Regions from separate parts of the Homo sapiens genome. Here all the other regions are linked to region 3. Evidence: read pairs that join two places in POLR2A ChIA-PET (ENCODE). Cell type or tissue: OCI-LY7. All regions are shown on one strand. Links, peaks and the distances in the headings refer to the core of each region. The heading gives the core; the rest is flanking DNA.

Region 1 (6,733 bases), core at 1,165-6,164, 93 kb before region 3:
TGGGAGGCCCAGGCAGGTGGATCACCTGAGGTCAGGAGTTTGAGACCAGCCTGGCCAACATGGTGAAACCCTGCCTCTACTAAAAATACAAAATTAGCCGGGCGTGGTGGCACGCACCTGTAGTCTCAGCTACTCAGGAAGCTGAGGCAGGAGAATCGCTTGAACCTGGGAGGTAGAGGTTGCAGTAAGCTGATATCGCACCACTGCACTTTAGCCTGGGCAACAGAACAAGACTCCATCTCAAAAAAAACAAAACAAAACAAAACGAAAAATGACAAACAATCACTTCAAAAATGCTAGCTCATGATTTTTTTTTTTTTTTTGAGACAGAGTCTTGCTCTGTTGCCTAGGCTGGAGTGCAATGGCATTATCTCAGCTCACTGCAACCTCCACCTCCCCCGGGTTCAAGCGATTCACCTGCCTCAGCCTCCCTAGTAGCTGGGATTACAGGTGTGTGCCACCATGCCCAGCTAATTTTTGTATTTTAGTAGAGATGGGGTTTCACCATGTTGGCCTGGCTGGTCTCAAACTCCTGACCTCAAGTGATCCACCTGCCTCAGCCTCCCAAAGTGTTGGGATTATAGGCATAAGCCACCGTACCCAGCCACTTATGATATTTTTAAACAATATGAGAGACATTTCATGTTTTCTCAAGTTAAATCTAATCACAAATTGGGCTGGGTTTGTAAAATAAAGCTGCTTTTGAGGTACAAGTATTTCTATTAGTGAAAAATTCTGTTGAACTGCTTGAATTTTATAATACTACGAGCAGATATTTTATTTTAATTTAAAAAGTTCACTCTATGAGAAAGCTAAAAACAGTTAAGGTAAGAATGGCATAGAATAAGCCTGGACAGAAAGGAGGAGGCTGAGAGAAATTAACAGTAGGCTTTAACAACTGGATGGTGGGCATGAAATACAGCAACAAGAGAAAAATTATTTTTGCTATCAGTTTTTCCTATAAGTCAACTTTTGGTCTACTTTCGCAATATTGGAGGTTCCAACAATAAAACAAAAGCAATAAGGTACAGTAAGGACGAGTTTTATTCTACTCAGTTTGCATGAAGTTAAATGACTGATGACAGGGCCAGGCACGGCAGCTTGTGCCTATTAATTCCAGCACTTTGGGAGGCTGAGGCTGGAGGATCATTTGAGCCCAAGAGTTCCAGACCAGCCTGGGCAACATAGAGAGAAGCCCCATCTCTTAAAGAAAATTAAGGAAAAAATGATCAATGACAGGATATGTGGATTTTTGCTAACATTAGAATTGTCTTTTGCTTAACAGATGGGGAAAAATTGAACTATACATTCAATTACAAATCAGCAAGAGGGCCCACCCCAGAACCCTTGTTTCAAATTTCAGTTTAGAGTTCAATTTCCATTATTTGTTTGCGTGCAAAAATGGCATCGGTACATATATGTACATTTATGATCTGAACATAGTCTTGATGTCCGCTGATGTATGTACCTACGCCATTTTTGTATGCAAGCACTACCATTTTCTATGCCTTTAAAAAAAGCCTGGTGCAGTGGTGCACACCTGTAGTCCCAGCTACTTAGAAGGCTGAGGCAGGAGGGTAACTTGAGCCCAGGAGTTCAAGGTTGCAGTGAGCTAGGAATAGAACCATTGCACTCACTCTAGCCTAGGCAACAAGAGTGAGACCCCCATCTCTAAATAAATAAAATAAAAAATATAAAAATTAAAAGTCACTACTGTGAAAGCATGGAACAATATTCTTTAAATAAAAAGTTAGAAAAACAGATTTTCAGTTCAAAATTCTATTTAGGTAAAATTCTTTTCTTGCCTAAAGTACAAAGTAGAGGATGAATCAGCTTGTTTCTGAATCTAAAATGCTACTGGAAATTCTAAAACCTCCAAAATAACACTGTTATGTGAAAGGAATATAGAATTTTTTAAAGTATAACCTCATTTTTGTTTTTTAAAAAATCTTTTGAGGGGCTGGGCATGGCTAGCTCATCTCAGCACTCTGAGAGGCTGGAGCAGGAAGTCTAAACTGTAGGACTATAATGGATTGACGGTTTCTTCTTTATACCTTTTTAACAACCTGCAGTAAGCTTGTATGACTTTTATAACCAGAAATAAAAAATGTTATTTGAAAGGAGGAGAAAAGCGTTTTATTCAATGACTTAACACCCTTACAAATATGTTCAGCATATGTCAGCACAGCACACCTATCATAACACAAATTACTTCTAAGTAGGTAGAGTAGGTCAGGTTGTAAACAGACAGCAATGGCATACTCCCAATACAGCCACAAGTATATGAAGTTAAATTCTGGGTTAAATGAGAATATACTGTTTTCTTCTTTCATGAAATAAAATTTAGATTCTCAGACAAGGTTCACATGTCAATGAACACTTTACAAAAGAAAGCTGATTGACATTAACCCAACTTTCAACATTCCACCCTTTGGAAACATGCTAAGGAAGAAAAAAAATCTAACAGCAGAGAACTATAGTGTATAATTGTATTTGTACAAACAGAAATACAAATACAAATTTATAAAAACAAATATAAATTTTATAATATCAGCTGTAAGTACCTTAGAAAAGGCCTATTTATAAAGTTCAATGGAAACTAAATTCATTCTCTTTCATCTAGAATGGATTCATTTGCATGACAGGAATTCTTATGGTTTAAATGTATCCTCCAAAGTTCCTGTGTTAGATACTTAATCCCCAATACAACAGTTTAAGGGGGGCCGGGCGCGGTGGCTCACGCCTGTAATCCCAGCACTTTGGGAGGCCGAGGCGGGTGGATCATGAGGTCAGGAGATCGAGACCATCCTGGCTAACAAGGTGAAACCCCGTCTCTACTAAAAAAATACAAAAAATTAGCCGGGCGCGGTGGCGGGCGCCTGTAGTCCCAGCTACTCGGGAGGCTGAGGCAGGAGAATGGCGTGAACCCGGGAGGCGGAGCTTGCAGTGAGCCGAGATTGCGCCACTGCAGTCCGCAGTCCGGCCTGGGCAACAGAGCGAGACTCCGTCTCAAAAAAAAAAAACAAAAAAAAAACCAGTTTAAGGATGCAGAGCCTAATGAGAGGTGATTAGGTCACAAGGGCTCTGCCCTCATGAATGGATTAATGCATTCTCTCAAAAGTGGGTTAGCTATCTCTGGAGTCACTCTGTTATAAAAGTGAGTTCAAGCCCCTTCTTGCTCTCTGTCTTGACATACTCACTTGCCTTTCCACCTTCCACCATATGATAACACAGCACAAAGGGCAGAACCATGCTCTTGAAGTTCCCAGCCTCCAGAACCACAGGCCAAATAAACTTCTACTGTTTATAAATTACCCAGTCTGTGCTATTCTGTTATAGCAGCAGAAAACAGACTAAGACAGAAATGTTATTTTATCTTCTTCTAAATGTCTTATTTGAAAATAGCATAAAACTAAGCTCACATATCAAATTTAAAACAAAATCCTGATATACTGGCCAATAAATCTTAAGGGAAAATTATCAAGACTACTAAACTACATACTATTTTAATAACCTTTAGGGGGTGAAACAATAAAAACTTCAGCTGCAATGATCATGATTGACATAAATTTTTCTTCTTCACTCACTTTAAGTATGCTCCACAGAACACAATTCAAAACCAACCTTCAGGTTGAAACACTTACTCCTTGCTGGAGACAAGAGGTAAGAACTTTTAGTTAGTTCATATGCTTCTGTACTGTGAATTTTACAGTGAGCACATATTATTCCTATAATTTAAAAAAAATTAAACAATCCTTCAGCTGTGGACAAAGCAGCCTGTCAGTCAATATAAATGATCAATGTGACCAATTACCAGAAATCTGAGAGGGCAATGGTCTTTTCTCCAAATTTAAAGAAATAGTCAAGCAATTAAAAAAAAATGCTTCCATTCAGATGAACCATCTTAAAAAAAATTGTTCCCATAATCAACCACTAAAATTACATGTTTTTCTTTGGTATTTAGAGACAATAGATTAATTTTCCAGGTTCCAATATAGTTCTGTTTAGAACAGTATTCTAAAAATTCAAAGCTGGCCAGGTGCAGTGGCTCATGCCTGTAATCCCAGCATTTTGGGAGGCCGAGGTGGGTGGATCACTTGAGGCCAAGAGTTCAAAACCAGCCTGGCCAACAAGGTAAAACCCTATCTCTACTAAAAATACAAAAATTAGTTGGGCGTGGTGGTGGGCACCTCCAGTCCCAGCTACTAAGGAGGCTGAGGCAGGAAGAATTGCTTGAACCTGTGAGGCAGAGGTTGCAGTGAGCTGATATCACGCCACTGCACTCCAGCCTGGACAACAGAGTGAGACTCCATCTCAAAAAAATAAATAAATTAAATAAAATAAAAATAAAAATTCAAAGCTGAAATGCTGAAAGAAATTTGGGTAGTACCAAAGGAAGCAGCAAGTGACACAAGATGACAAAAGGGTAGACAGTCTTTAATATGCATACAAGTATTTGCTGAAAAACACACCAAGAACGGGGTGTCAACGTTCTCTACCTCCTTACCTCTCAAAGCCTGCATGGGTTTGGACCTGGAAGACCCGTACTTGAATTGAGGCTCTACTGCATACCAGCCATAGGATCTTGGTGCAAGTTATTCACTTACCACCATGAGCCTCAATTTCCTCATCTATAAGGTTCAATTAGCACCCACTACCACCCAATTAGGCTTCTTGTCAGGATTACAAATCACGTTTCTGAAACATCTAGCACATACTGTCTGGCACATACAGAAGCACAGTAAGTGGCCATTGTTATTTCTCCTTCCTCCCAGCAAAACCATGAGATAACAATACAAATTTCAGAGGTTCAGACAAAAACTTCAAAATTATTTATCCAAGGCTTCTGTTCAGATTATCAGTGACAAAGGAACACAGGAGTTTACATATATAATCTAAAGTTAAAGTTTAAAAATTGCCAACTAATAGTTGTAAGTACTATGATCATACAAGTCACAACTCCCAAAGCCTAGCAATGCATAAAACAGTAACATGCTCTGCAGCAAGTGTGCCCTCTACAGCAAGAGAAGGCAGCCCTCTGCTTCATTTGCTTTTCATAGAAAGACATCCATGACCTCTAAGTCTCCAAGTTTAAATATATAGCAAGACAGAAAAACTGAGAATGGATACAATTAATTTCAACCCAAGATGTGAAGGGTAAAGTTAAAAGCCCATTTATAAATAATACATACCTCACAAACCCTTCTTAAATCCTTCCCCCACCCCCACCCACCACCACCACAGAGACAGGGTCTTGCTATGTCACCCAGGCTGAAGTGCAGTGGTGCAATCACAGTTCACGGCAGCCTCCAACTTCTGGGCTCAAGCAACCCTCTTGCCTCAGCCTCTTGAGTAGCTGGGACCACAAGCACACCAACCACACCTGGCTATTTTTTATTTTTAGTTTTTTAGAGACAGGGTCTTCATATGCTGCCCAGGTCTCAAACTCCTGGCCTCAGGCAATCCTCCCACCTCAGCCTCCCAAGTGGTTGGGACTACAGGTGCACACTACCATGCCCAGCTAATTTTTAAATTTTTTGCAGAAAGGGGATCTTACTAGGTTGCTCAGGCTGATTTGAACTCTTGGCCTTAAGCAATCCTCCTGCCTCAGCCTCCCAAAGTGCTGGGATTACAGGCATGAGCCACCACATCAGGCCTCCAACCATGAATTCGTAAAGTAACTGACCACAAAATGTTAGTGCCTAATTACTTGACTAAAATTTTAAATTCTTTTTTTTGTGTGTGAGATAGGCTCTCACTCTGTCACCTAGGCTAGAGTGCAGTGATGCAATGTGGGCTCACTGCAACCTCCACCTCCCAGGCTCAAACGATCCTCCTACTTCAGCCTCCTGAGTAGCTGGGACCACAGGCGCGTGCCACCACGTCCAGCTAGTTTTTTTTTTTTTTTTTGGTAGAGATGAGGTTTTACCATGTTGCCCAGGTTGGTCTCAAACTCCTGAGCTCAAGTGATTTACCCACCTCAGCCTCCGAAAGTGCTGAGATTACAGGAGTGAGCCACCACAACCAGCCTAAAATGTTAAATTCTTAGAAGTAAGCACATGTAGTAAAGCAGAAACAGCCTATTTGTTGTAGTGGGACATCCAAGCCTTTGAGTTAAAATTCCAATTCAGTTGCTTACTTTGAATGCCCTTGGGCAAGTCATTTAACTCTTCTCTGCCTCTGTTTCCTTGTTTGTAAAACTAGGGCATTTTCTTCATGGGATTATTGTGGCAGTTAAGGGAAATAATGTACACACACAAACTTTCTGTCTGGTGGGAACTCAGTGCTGCTGACCCCACTCAGACAAGCATCAAGTGTTCTGGAGTCCTTCTGGGAGCTCTGTTCCTCTCCAGTTGAATCAACATAACTAAAACTTTCTGTTAACAGAAATTATAGGCCCCTTCCCCAAATCTTTTGCACTATTTTGCCATGCTATTCCGTAAACATATTACAATATTTAACTTGTATTAACTGTTATATTGATTATGCTTGTTTGAACATGAGTCATTTTCTTAATTTGTAAGCAGAGTCCATGTTTTGTAATTTAAAATAAACAACAAAAATTTTAAAAAACAGAAAAAAAAACTCAACTCTTAATATACTCTGATGATAGAGAAAGGCTATTTTCCTTTTTTGTTTGTTTGTTTGTTTTTTTGAGACAGAGTTTTGCTCTGTCGCGCAGGCTGAAGTGCAGTAGCACAATCTCGGCTCACTGCAACCTCTGCCTCCCGGG
Region 2 (6,733 bases), core at 959-5,958, 100 kb before region 3:
GCCAATGTCATCACTGAAAAACGCAAACATCTTTTATATTAGTATTATTACCAAGTAAATATTTCCTTACAAATACTAACATCTTAGTATTATTAGGATATTTTGACCTCATGGGCTACCTGAGAGGGTCTTGGTAACCCCCAGGAGTCTTTGGTCCATGCTCTGAGAAACAATGATCTCTAGAAGGGAAACATGCTAATTTGTTTTTTTATTTTTTTTCTTTTTTTTTTGAGACAGTCTTGCTCTGTTGCCAGGCTGGAGTGCAGTGGCACCATCTCAGCTCACTGCAACCTCCGCCTCCTGGGTTCAAGCGATTCTCCTGCCTCAGCCTCCCGAGTAGCTGGGACTACAGGCGTGTGGCACCACACCCAGCTAATTTTTTGTATTTTTAGTAGAGACGGGGTTTCACCGTGTTAGCCAGGATGGTCTCGATCTCTTGACCTTGTGATCCGCCCGTCTCGGCCTCCCAAAGTGCTGGGATTACAGGCGTGAGCCACCGCACCTGGCCAGGAAACATGCTAAATTTAAAGGTAGTTGATAAAGACTATGAAGGACACTGTGGATTCTGTTAAGTCAAAAGTCCTTTATCTGTCAGCTTCAGCATTTAGAACTATGCCATTGGCCAACGAAGTTTGTCCAAGACCCTACTTTTTCTTTTATTAACTTTTTTTTTCAGAGACAGAGTCATGCTATGTTGTCCAGGTTGGTCTCAAAACTCCTAGACTCAAGTGATCCTTCCACCCTCAGCACCCTGAGTAGCTGAGACTGCAGGCATGATCCACTGCGTCACCTGGCTCTGCTTTTTCTTCTTATTCTACTAAAGTTTAATTTAAAGATTTATTTTCATCAAGTCGCTTTCAACACAGGCCACCAACTACCCCTTTAACTTGCTGCCTATATTGGAACTGCTGTTTGACTCTGACCAAAAGTATTAGACATTCTGACTTTATAACCATACTTCACTGAATTTCTTTTAAGAGCAACAATATTTTTCTATTTAACAGTCCAAGATACCACTGGGGATGTATATTTGGAGTCTTTAAATATATAAATTCTGGAAGAATTAACTTATTCTGAATAAAACTGTTTAATTTTATCTACCTAGAAAACATACATAGCATTAATTGTACCATTAATTGTAAAGACATTTCAATTTCAACTTACTGCAAACCTAAGAAGAAGGCAAGACTTTCCAACCCCTGAGTCGCCAATCAGAAGTAACTTGAATAAATAATCACTGCAAAAAGAAAAAGAAAATGATGTTAATAAAAAGCACACTGCATTGCTATAAGCTATACAAAAACAAAAACACAGCTACAAATAACAACTCACTGTGAAGACTACATCTCCTATAAAGCCCATGCATGGCTTAAGCCAAAACTGCAAACAGCCACAGCCCTTCTGACAGATCACTAAACATGATAAAATTATGTAAAAAGTAGGCAATGCCACCTATGATCTCTAACATCAGTGAACTTCCACTTAAAAAGAAAGAAGGAAAAGAAAAATAAGTGATACGCACTCTTGGACTGCCCAAGATACTTAAAACATTCTAAATAAATCCCACTCCTCTATAGTATTAGAATACAGAAAGGTAACTTTTCATTGTTTTTGCCCATGAAATATTAGTCTCTCCTTCAAATTCTAAGATCAGGCCAGGCGCAGTGGCTCACACCTGTAATCCCAACACTTTGGGAGGCTGAGGCAGGCAGTTCACTTGAGGTCAGGAGTTCAAGACCAGCCTGACCAACATGGTGAAACCCCGTCTCCATTAAAAATACAAAAATTAGCTGGGCATGGTTGCGCATGCCTGTAATCCCAGCTACCTGGTAGGCTGAGGCAGAAGAATTGCTTGAACCCAGGAGGCAGAGGTTGCAGTGAGCCGAGATCGTGCCACTGCATTCCAGCTCCAGCCTGGGCAATAAGAACGAAACTCTGTCTCAAAAAAAAAAAAAAAAAAAAAAAAAAAAATTCCAAGATCAAATAATTTCATAGCACTCCTCCAATGAAGGGGTTCTCACGATCCTTCTCTAGCATCCAGCTTGAATTCTCCCGTCAAAACAATGTTCATATAACTTCTGAAAGCCCATATTATAAACTAGAAATGTGATAAATTCACAGGCTGTTTATCCAAGTGCAAAACTTGACTAACACTCTACACTTGTATTAAAGCATTTTTCAGAACCATTGAAAACCAAGCTTTTTTTTTTTGAGACGGAGTCTTGCTCTGTCACCCAGGCTGGAGTGCAGTGGCGCGATCTCGGCTCACTGCAACCTCCAACTCCCTGGTTCAAGTGATTCTCCTGCCTCAGCCTCCCGAGTAGCTGGGATTATAGGCATGCGCCACCACGCCCAGCTAATTTTTGTATTTTTAGTAGACACGGGTTTCACCGTGTTGGCCAGGATGGTCTCGATCTCCTGACCTCATGATCTGCCCGCCTCAGCCTCCCAAAGTGCTGGAATTACAGGTGTGAGCCACCGCACCCAGTGATAAAACAAGGCTCTCTTTATGTATCTCTAACATTGCCAGGCCTAACTCAAAAACTATCCCCAGAGATTCCTTCATGGAACTAAGACAACATTATTATTCACCCACAGTCTCCAAGGAAATCCCTCATAGATCCTTCCCAACTCAGACACCAGTTCTATGCATTCTTTTAAGCAATTTCAAAAGGACAAAAACCTTAGAATTTATATATCGTTTTTGTAGAAGATATACATGATTTTGTATTTTGTCCTTTTTGATTTACTTTCAAAAATATGCTAAAGTGAAAACCACGTCACAATTTAGATTAAAATTATTTACATGTAAACAAGACATAAAACTTATTTTTTTTGTTTTAATTGCACTGCCAAAGAAGAGAGGATATAAAACTTCTATAAGCGATTATCTTTGTGAATATTCAACTATTACGTAGGTTTACATAATGATATGCATTACTTAAAACATTGTTTGGGTTTTAGCAAATTACCATATTATACTTATTGTTATACTTATTGTCTTTAATTATATATGAGGAAAATAATTTTTTAAAAATCCCAAGTGCCAGTCAGCAGCAAAATAGAAGTCAGAGAAGGAAACAAAAATCTTCTAAACAAGTAAATCAGAAGAGGGGACTGAAGCATAGAATGAACTAGACATCCTTTCCAGTTTGAGATTTTAAAATTTTTAAAAAGATCGCTATTGTAGAATATTATCCTTAATAAATGATTGATACCTAATACCAACAATTTGTACTTGGCAGTTCAGCTGGCTGACTTTACTACTATTGATAAGGTTCCTTCTTAATTAAACCAAATATTCTTCTTTCTTTTTTTGAGACAGAGTCTTGCTCTGTTGCTCAAGCTAATTTTTGTACTTTTAGTAGAGACGGGATTTAGCCATGTTGGTCGGGCTGGTCTCCAACTCCTGATCTCAAGTGATCCACCCGCCTTGGCCTCCCAAAGTGCTGGGACTACAGGTGTGAGCCACCATGCCTGGCCCCAAATATTCTTTTTTTGTTTGTTTGTTTTGAGACAAGAGTCTCGCTCTGTTGCCCAGGCTGGAGTGCAGTGAAGCAATCTCAGGTCACTGCAGCCTCCACCTCCCAGGTTCAAGCAATTCTCCTGCCTCAGCCTCTGAAGTAGCTGGGATTACAGACATGTGCTAACACACCCAGCTAATTTTTGTATTTCTAGTAAAGACGGGAGTTTCATCATGTTGGAGGCTGTTCTCAAGCTCCTAACCTCAGGTAATCTGCTCACCTCAGCCTCCCAAAGTGCTGGGAGTACAGGCATGAGCCACCGTGCCTGGCCCCAAATACTCTTAAGAATACTGAACACTGAACATTAACAATGAGTATATGTTAAGAATTTACCTGTATGAAGAAAGGAAGACTATCACAGCATTGATACTACCATAGTAGGTTGGTTTTTTGGGGGGTGTTGTTTTTGTTGTTAGACAGTCTCACTCTGTCGCCCAGGCTGGAGTGCAGTGGCTCGATCTCGATTCACTGCAACCTCTGCCTCCAGGTGTTCAAGTGATTCTCAGGCCTCAGCCTCCTGAGTAGCTGGGACTTAGTAGGGAGGTTTTTAAACAGAAGTTTCAACACAACAACTGGACTCAATGTACCAATCTCCCTGAACTCCACGCCAGGCATCCAGTAAACACTCAAAAACATTCCCTGAATTTGCTGTACTGGAGCCAGTTGAAGTAAAGGACTGTACTGGGCCTCAGATGTTGCCTGAAGTATCACCTTAAAGATCAACAACCCAGGCTAGGCGTAGTGGCTCATGCCTGAGGTCAGAAGTTCCAGACCACCCTGGCCAATACGGTGAAACCCCATCTCTACTAAAAATACTAAAATTAGCTAGGCATGGTGGTGGGCAGCTTTAATCTCAGCTACTTGAGAGGCTGACCCATGAGAATTGCTTGAACTCAGGAGGTGGAGGTTGCAGTGAGCTCAGATCACACCACTGCACTCCAGCACGGGCAAAAGAGGAGTCTCAAAAAAAAAAAAAAAATCAACAACTCTATTTCAGAGCAACCATAAAGCTTTAAAAAACATGAACGGGGGCCAGGTGCAGTGGATCACCTGAGTTCAGGAGTTCGAGACCAGCCAGGCCAACACGATGAAACCCCGCCTCTACTAAAAATACAAAAATTAGCTGGGTGTGGTGGCAGGCGCCTGTAATCCCAGCTACTCGGGAGGCTGAGGCAGGAGAATTGCTTGAACCCAGGAGGCAGAGGTTGCAGTGCGCTGACATCACACACTCCAGCCTAGGCAACAAGAGCAAAACTCCATCTCAAAAAAAAAAAAAAAGAAAGAAAGAAACATGAAGGTTTCCTAATTGCACTACAAGTTACATTATGGTTTCAAGAAATTAATAGTCAATTCTTTTTAAATTACCTTTTTCAACCACTACATTTTTTTAAGTTTTACAAATATAACACTCTTATTTTAACGCATTATGGCTGGGCACAGTGGCTCAGTGAGCCTGTAATCCCAGCACTCTGGGAGGCCGAAGCAGGTGGATCACCTGAGGTTGGGAGTTCGAGACCAGCCTGGCCAACATGGTGCAATCCCGTCTTTACTAAAAATACAAAATTAGCCAGGCATGGTAGCGCATGCCTGTAATCCCAGCTACTTGGGAGGCAAAGGCAGGAGAATCACTTGAACCCGAGAGGCGGAGGTTGCAGTGAGTCAAGATCACATCATTGTACTTCAGCCTGGACAATAAGGGCGAAACTCCATCTCAAAAAAACAAATAAAAAAATTATTTATGAGTTTCTAATAATTTAAGGCTTAAATTAAAGCCATTATAAATAATATGAAGAATTGAGTGCTCTGTATAAGACAATCTTTGCAAAAGACTACTGGTTCTCTCGCAAACCATTTGTTTACTAACATGACAACAGTCACATGAGAAAGGCAAATAAAATCAAACCCACAAACTTCCCCACCTCCCCTTATCAAAGACACACACTTGAATAGCGTGATCAGTGACACGTTAACTTGCATTGGGACATTTTAAATTACCTACTACAGAAGTAGTTTATTTCTCAACTGTAAATATACTGAATATTCGTGAGAATTCATTGTTCTGAGTTTGCTTTAAAACGTTTTTATAATTTACAAAACACCACACAGTAAAAATGTTGATAGAAAATATACAAATATAAAATTACAGAGCACAAGGACAGAATTTTGGTACAAAGAGCCAAGACTAATTTAGCAAATGGTAAGACTTTAAATGTATTTATTCTTCATTCCTCATGAATTTGGATCACTAAGTTTTTATCCTACAATAATATAATTTTGACTTAAGTGAAAAAAACTAAATTATGCTAGTTTAGAAACCAATAAAAATTTGGCTGGGCGCGGTGGCTCACACCTGTAATCCCAGCACTTTGGGAGGCCAAGGTGGGTGGATTACCTGAGGTCAGGAGTTCAAGACCAGCCTGACCAACATGGTGAAACCCCGTCTCTACTAAAAAAAAAAATACAAAAATTAGCTCAGCATGGTGGCAGATGCCTGTAATCCCAGCTACTTGGGTGGCTAAGGCAGGAGAATCACTTGGACCCAGGAGGCGGAGGTTGCAGTGAGGAGAGACTGCGCCATTGCACTCCAGCCTGGGCAACAGAGCGAGACTCCATCTCAAAAAAAAAAAAAGAGAAAGGAAAAAAAAGAAACCTATGAAGATTTACAATTGTCACCCTCGTAAATTATTCTAGTAAATCCTATCCACTGTTTCCAGTTCAGAACTTCCTCTAGCTTTTTGTAGTTCTAATCTACTATAACCTCATATTTTCTACCCTCGAGAAGTTTGGGGTCTGTGTTTCTCCACCCTTACGTTTGACATAGCTATCTGTGGGTGTGGAAGGTAAGCTGACTTACTCATCTACGTATACAAGGATCTAGCACTGTGCCTTTTACAAAGCATGTGCTAAGAGATCAGAGAACATTTTAGTTTTACATTTTTAATCAGGCCTCTTTCGTTGTGAGATACAGCTACAGAAAATTTGTGCCATCCTTGATTAACATTTTTGGCCAAAATATTAGGGGGAAAAAATGATGACAGCACCTCATGTTAAAAGGATACAGGAGCCGGTCGGGCTTGGTGGCTCACGCCTGTAATCCCAGCACTTTTGGAGGCTGAGGCGGGCAGATCACGAGGTCAGGAGATCGAGACCATCCTGGCTAACATGGTGAAACCCTGTCTCTACTAAAAATACAAAAAATTAGACGGGTG
Region 3 (6,733 bases), core at 1,085-6,084:
ATGGCGACCCACGGACAGACTTGCGCGCGTCCAATGTGTATTCCTCCATCATATGCTGACCTTGGCAAAGCTGCCAGAGATATTTTCAACAAAGGATTTGGTTTTGGGTTGGTGAAACTGGATGTGAAAACAAAGTCTTGCAGTGGCGTGGAATTTTCAACGTCCGGTTCATCTAATACAGACACTGGTAAAGTTACTGGGACCCTGGAGACCAAATACAAGTGGTGTGAGTATGGTCTGACTTTCACAGAAAAGTGGAACACTGATAACACTCTGGGAACAGAAATCGCAATTGAAGACCAGATTTGTCAAGGTTTGAAACTGACATTTGATACTACCTTCTCACCAAACACAGGAAAGAAAAGTGGTAAAATCAAGTCTTACAAGAGGGAGTGTATAAACCTTGGTTGTGATGTTGACTTTGATTTTGCTGGACCTGCAATCCATGGTTCAGCTGTCTTTGGTTATGAGGGCTGGCTTGCTGGCTACCAGATGACCTTTGACAGTGCCAAATCAAAGCTGACAAGGAATAACTTTGCAGTGGGCTACAGGACTGGGGACTTCCAGCTACACACTAATGTCAATGATGGGACAGAATTTGGAGGATCAATTTATCAGAAAGTTTGTGAAGATCTTGACACTTCAGTAAACCTTGCTTGGACATCAGGTACCAACTGCACTCGTTTTGGCATTGCAGCTAAATATCAGTTGGATCCCACTGCTTCCATTTCTGCAAAAGTCAACAACTCTAGCTTAATTGGAGTAGGCTATACTCAGACTCTGAGGCCTGGTGTGAAGCTTACACTCTCTGCTCTGGTAGACGGGAAGAGCATTAATGCTGGAGGCCACAAGGTTGGGCTCGCCCTGGAGTTGGAGGCTTAATCCAGCTGAAAGAAACCTTTGGGAATGGATATCAGAAGATTTGGCCTTAATATATTTCCATTGTGACCAGCAGCAGGCTTTTTTCCCCCAAGAAGATGATCAAAACAAAGGATGATCTCAACAAGAGCTGTATTTTAAGTATTTAGACAGTTCTTTGTTAGCTGGTTTCTAGTTGAATTGGTTATCTAGTTACCAATGCTGCAGTCCTGCAGTCACCTATACATTATTTAAATGTATTTAACTGTTAAATGCGCTACCCACCAATAATGAAATAGACCTTTATGAAAAAAAAAAGTCTAAGAAAGCTGAAGTTTTTATATTAACATAAGATAAAATAAACCTCAAGACAGGAATACCAGCTGGGTGTGGTCACTCACACTTGTAATCCCAGCACTTTGGGAGGCCGAGGCGGGAGGATCAAGACCAGCCTGGGTAACATAGTGAGACTCAATCTCTACAAAAATAAAAAAAAACTAAAAATAGCCAGGCATGGTGGCACACACCTGTAGTCCCAGCTACTTGGGAGGCTGAGATGGGAGGATCACTTGAGCCTAGGAGCTTGAGGCTGCAGTGAGCTATAACTGTGCCACTGCACTGCAGCCTGGGCAACAGAGGGAGACCCTGTCTTTAAAAAAAAGATAAGATCACCATTGTCAAAATTAATAAAATTGCATACTTTAAATAGATGCAGTATAGTCTTTGCAAATTATTCCTCAATAACATATTTTTAAGGTAAAAGAAAAAATTATTTTAACTTGGGTACTTTACAGTACTATGTTCATCATTAAGTATGATGCTTAAGAAAATTCATGATAATATTTTAAAATGCTTATGTATGTAAATGGAAAAATGAGACACGAAATTATATAATTTCATCTCAATTATGAAAATCAAATCAGAAGAGACATAGAAAAATACTAGAAGAAAATGTTGCCGGGTGCGGTGGCTCATGCCTATAATCCCAGCACTTTGAGAGGCCAAGGCAGGCAGATCACTTGAGGTCAGGAGTTTGAAACCAGCCTGGCCAACGTGGCAAAACCCTGTCTGTACTAAAAATACAAAAATTAGCCGGGTGTGGTCGTGCGCACCTGTAATACCAGCTACTCGGGAGGTTGAGGCAGGAGAATCGCTTGAACCTGGGAGGCGGAAGTTGAAGTAAGCTGAGATCGTGCCACTGCACCCCAGCCTAGGCAACACAGCAAGACCCTGTGTCAAAAAAAAAAAAAAAAAAAAACGAAGAAGAAGAAGAAAAAGAAAAATATTAGAAGAAAATGTATCTAAACTTTAACAGTCGGTAGTAGGTAGGGGGTTATAAAGTCTATTTTTTTCTCTTACTTTTCTGAGCTTCTAAACTCTCCCCATGACATGTTTTCTGTTACTTTTATAATAAAACACCTTACATTTTATTATAAAACTTATTAAACGTATTAAAAATATACCTAGAGAAGAGTAGGATGCACTCCTATATATTTATATCCCAGATTCAATCATCATCGAGATTTTGCCCCATTTGCTGAATCTATCCTTTTTTTCCTGAAGTATTTTAAAGCAAATTCCAGACATCATATCATTTCACCTACAAGTACTTGGTAAGAATCTTTTTTTTTTAATGGATATTTTCTGTCATTACCACAATGCCTTTATAGTACTTACCTAAATTAACAATAATCCCTTGGCATCTTCTAATACCATCTAATCCACATAATCCTACTTTCAAAATTGTCTCTAAATATCTTTTTTTTAGTTGGTTTATTCAAATTCAGGTACAAAAAAGGTCTATATTATTACAATTGGTTGTTTTGTTTCTTAGATTTCTTTCCATTTAGAGAAGATTCCCCCTCCCCGTCGACACACACATGCGCACCTGAGTGCACACACACACATGCACGCACACACATTAATCCTGTCAACGATTTGTTGCAAAAACTGTGTTAACCGTTGTACAGAATATTATGCATTATGGATGTGTGTATTTGCTTCCCTGTGGTATCATTTAACTTATTCCTCTACCCTTTTTATTTCCTCTAAATGGAAGTTACCTCTAAAAATCCAATTTATTCTGGTTCAACATTTTTGGCAGGAATACTTTATAGGTAATGCTCTGAAAACTCTTGTGTTTAAAATAAATATTTATCTCAACATGCCGGAATTAGTCTCAAATCAAGAAGACTAAATTAACCAGAATAAGATTTTAAAAGACTGTTTTAGGTTTAAACATTAAATCGCAAAGTAAAATTGAAGACACCTGGATAAGCATTCGGGAAAGAGACCAGAAAATTTTAACTGAACATGAGTTCAAAATAAGAAAACTGTATGAGCCAGGTGCGGTGGCTCATGCCTGTAATCCCAGCACTTTGGGAGGCCGAGGCAGGCGGATCACGAGGTCAGGAGATCGAGACCATCCTGACTAACAAGGTGAAACCCCACCTCTACTAAAAATACAAAAATTAGCTGGGCTTGGTGGCGGGCGCCTGTAGTCCCAGCTACTCAGGAGGCTGAGGCAGGAGAATGGCGTGAACCCGGGAGGCAGAGCTTGCAGTGAGCCGAGAATGCACCACTGCACTCCAGCCTGGGCAACAGAGTGAGACTCCGTCTCAAAAAAAAAAAAAAAAAAAAAAAAAAGAAAAGAAAACTGTATGATATAATTGGTTAAAGGTAATGCTTCACTGCACTTTTCTAGTATATCCTTTGCAGGTGGTGAAACAGGTTTTTGTTTTTGTTTTTTGGAGAGTCTTGCGTCTTGCTCTATCGCCCAGTGGTGTGGCCTCGCTCACTGCAACTTCTGCCTCCCGGGATCAAACGATTCTCCTGCCTCAGTTTCCTGAGTGGCTGGAATTACAAGCACTTGCCACCATGTCCAGCTTTTTTTTTTTTTTCTTTTCTTTTTGTACTTTTAGTAGAGATGTGGTTTCGTCATGTTGGCCAGGCTGGTCTGGAACTACCAACCTCAAGTGATCTGCCCACCTCAGCCTCCCAAAGTGCTGGGATTACAGGCGTGAGCCTCTACATCCGGCCAATGAAACAGTTTTTTATCCGACTGCTGGAGGCAACCATGTGCTGCAGTGGATAATAATGCAGATGCTGGAGCTGGACATGATAGGTTTGACTAGCTATGTGACCTTTGGCAAGTAAGCTAACTTCTCGGTTTTCTCACCAATCATAGTAATATTACAGTCAGTGCTCAGGAAATATTGACAGCTAGTATTTTTATTACTTCTAGGTCTAAGAAATACTACACTAGAAAAACTTGTATGTGCACAAGTCACATACAAGGATATTCATTGCAGCAAGCTTTATAACAGTAAAAAAAATCGAAATGTTCGTAAGTTGGGGAAGGGATAAATAAAATGTGACATATTAATATAATAGAATCCTATGCAGTATTAGAGGAACTAGTTCTCTATGTATTAGTTTGGATGGATCTCAAAATTGGAATGTTGAGTGAGCAGGCAAGTTTGCAGAATGACACTTTTGGGATGATACTACCTATAGAAAAGACACATACAGCAATCAATAGTATGAATTTTATATAGGAACATATATGCATTTAGTGGATACTTTTCAATTTGGCTTTTTAACTTTTTAATAATTATAAATAAACAGAAATTGCAAAAAATAGTACAGGGAGGTCCCATGTCCCCTTCATTCAGTTTCCCCCAGTGATAATATATTACATAAGCACAGTTCAATATCAAAACTATTAAATTGACATTGATATAATCCACAACCTCAAATTTCATGTTTTATATGCACTCATTTGTGTGTGTACTTCTATGCAATTTTATCATATATGTAACCACCACCACAGTCAAGATACAGAACTGCTTCATCATTGCAAAGATCCCTCATGCTACCTGTTTATAGTCATATCCATCCCACTCCCTGCCTCCCACATCCTAATGCCTGGCAACCACTAATTTGTTCTCCATCTCTATAATTGTGTCACTTCAAGAATGTTATAGAAATGGAAGTATACAGTATGTCAGTATGTAACTTTCTAAGAATGAGTTTTTAAAAAATTTAGCATAATTACTTTGGGATCTATTCAAGTTGTGTGTATCAATAATTTCTTTCTTTTTATTGCTGTATAGTACTCCATGGGATGAGTGTATCACATTTTGTTTAACCATTCATTCATTGAAGGACAAAAACTGGTTGTTTCCAGTTTTTGGTTATTGCAAATAGAACTGTTATGAACATTCATGCATACATTTCCATGTGAATAAATGTTTTCATTTCTCTGGGGTAAATGCCCAATTGTACAGTTGCTGGGTTGTATGGTAAGTGCACATCAGTTGTACAGTTGCTGAGTTGTATGGTAAGTGTTTAGTTTTATAAGAAATGGTATTTTCCACCCTGAGTGTATCGTTTCATAGGCTGACCAGAAATATATGAGAAATACAGTTTCTGTATTTGGTATTTCAATAGCATTTGGCATTATTTTTAAAAATTTTAGTTATTCTAATATTTTAATAGGTATGTAATGGTATATCGTTGTGGTTTTGTTCATTTTTTTGTTTGTTTTGGAGACAGAGTCTTGCTCCATTGTCCAGGCTAGAGTGCACCTTACAGCTCACTGCAGCCTCAATCTCCTGTGCTCAAGTGATCCTCCCACCTCAGCCTCCCGAGAAGCTGGGACTACAGGTGCATACCACCACGTCCAACTAATATTTAATTTTTTTGTAGAGATGAGGTCTCACTATGTTGCCCATGTTGGTTTCAAACTCCTGGGCTCAAATGATCCTCCCACCTCAGCCCCCCAAGTAGCTGGGATCACAGGTGTGAGCCACCATTCCCGGCTAATTTTTTATTTTTTGTAGAGATGGGGTCCTCACTACGTTGTCTGGGCTGGTCTCCAACTCCTGGGCGCAAATGATTTTTCTGCCTTGGCCTCCTGAAGTGCCGGGATTAAAGGTGTGAGCCACCATGCCCGGCCTCATTGTGGTTTTAATTTGCATTTCCATAATGGCTCATGGTGTTGAACCTCTTTTCATGTGCATCTAATGAGTGTTTTTTTAAATGGTCTCTAAGAACTCATCATGACTTAAGGCAATACTACTTCTTGGGAAAGTGAGAGGAAACTGGGAGTGATACTGGGAAGAAAAAGGGACTCATGGTACATCTAAAATGCTCTATATGTTAAAAAGAGAACAAACTTGGCCGGGCGTGGTTGCTCAGGCCTGCAATCCCAGCACTTTGGGAGGCCGAGGCGGGCAGATCACCTGAGGTCAGGAGTTTGAGACCAGCTTGCACAACGTGGTGAAACCCTGTCTCTACTAAGAATACAAAAATTAGTCGGGCGTGGTGGTGGATGCCTATAATCCCAGCTACTCGGGAGGTTGAGGCAGGAGAATATCTTGAACCCGGGAGGCAGAAGTTGCAGTGAGCTGAGATCAAGCCATTGCACTCCAGCCTGGGCAACAAAAGCAAAACTCCATCTCCAAAAAAAAAAAAAAAAAAAAAAAAAACAGAACTGATAAATGTTTGAGGTGATGGATATCCCAATTACCCTGATGTCATCATTATGTATTGCATGTATGCATCAAAATATCATTGTATCCATGAATATGTACAATTATTATGTATCAATTAAAGAAAAAGAAGTAATCCCCCAGGGAGGTTGACAACATAGACCTTAGGCTTCCAAGCCAATGAAAGAGGCAGGATCTGAGCTTAGTTTTACTAGGCTCTATTTTTATTTCCATAAATACACATATTTTTTATTTTAGACTTGTTTGTTAAGCTTCAAGGCCTGAAACAGCTTGTGAAAAAAAGCTCATTCTGTTCCAGGTACACTGCCTTTGGGGGACTTGGCCATGGAATATATTCCTTTTTAATTTTTCATTAGAGA

Evidence for each region. ChIA-PET counts read pairs that join two places held together with the same protein. Peaks named below come from ENCODE experiments on the same cell type or tissue, not always from the same donor. Only the 100,000 strongest peaks of a DNase experiment are listed, where the experiment ranks them.
Region 1: POLR2A ChIA-PET joins it to region 3 with 5 read pairs; 6 of 35 experiments call an interaction of 5 or more read pairs at or near these places.
Region 2: POLR2A ChIA-PET joins it to region 3 with 8 read pairs; 3 of 35 experiments call an interaction of 5 or more read pairs at or near these places.

The regions. Positions count from the first base shown.
Region 1 is chr2:65,111,841-65,118,573 of GRCh38, forward strand. All of the region lies in intron 1 of RAB1A (RAB1A, member RAS oncogene family), which reads right to left. Among named protein-coding and RNA genes, the nearest start is that of RAB1A, 15 kb to the right of the region's middle. In OCI-LY7, for the core only: a CTCF peak has its summit at 4,995; no DNase peak of the experiment used is centred there.
Region 2 is chr2:65,103,570-65,110,302 of GRCh38, forward strand. RAB1A (RAB1A, member RAS oncogene family) reads right to left here. Exons shown (of 6, transcript NM_004161.5): 2 at 1,165-1,237. Among named protein-coding and RNA genes, the nearest start is that of RAB1A, 23 kb to the right of the region's middle. In OCI-LY7, for the core only: no CTCF peak of the experiment used is centred there; no DNase peak of the experiment used is centred there.
Region 3 is chr2:65,205,109-65,211,841 of GRCh38, forward strand. The region is part of intron 1 of LOC124907779 (a long non-coding RNA gene); the gene reads right to left. It also overlaps the pseudogene VDAC2P5. Among named protein-coding and RNA genes, the nearest start is that of ACTR2, 19 kb to the right of the region's middle. In OCI-LY7, for the core only: no CTCF peak of the experiment used is centred there; DNase peaks (open chromatin) are centred at 2,753, 3,583 and 3,923; H3K4me3 peaks cover 1,612 bases; H3K27ac peaks cover 2,385 bases.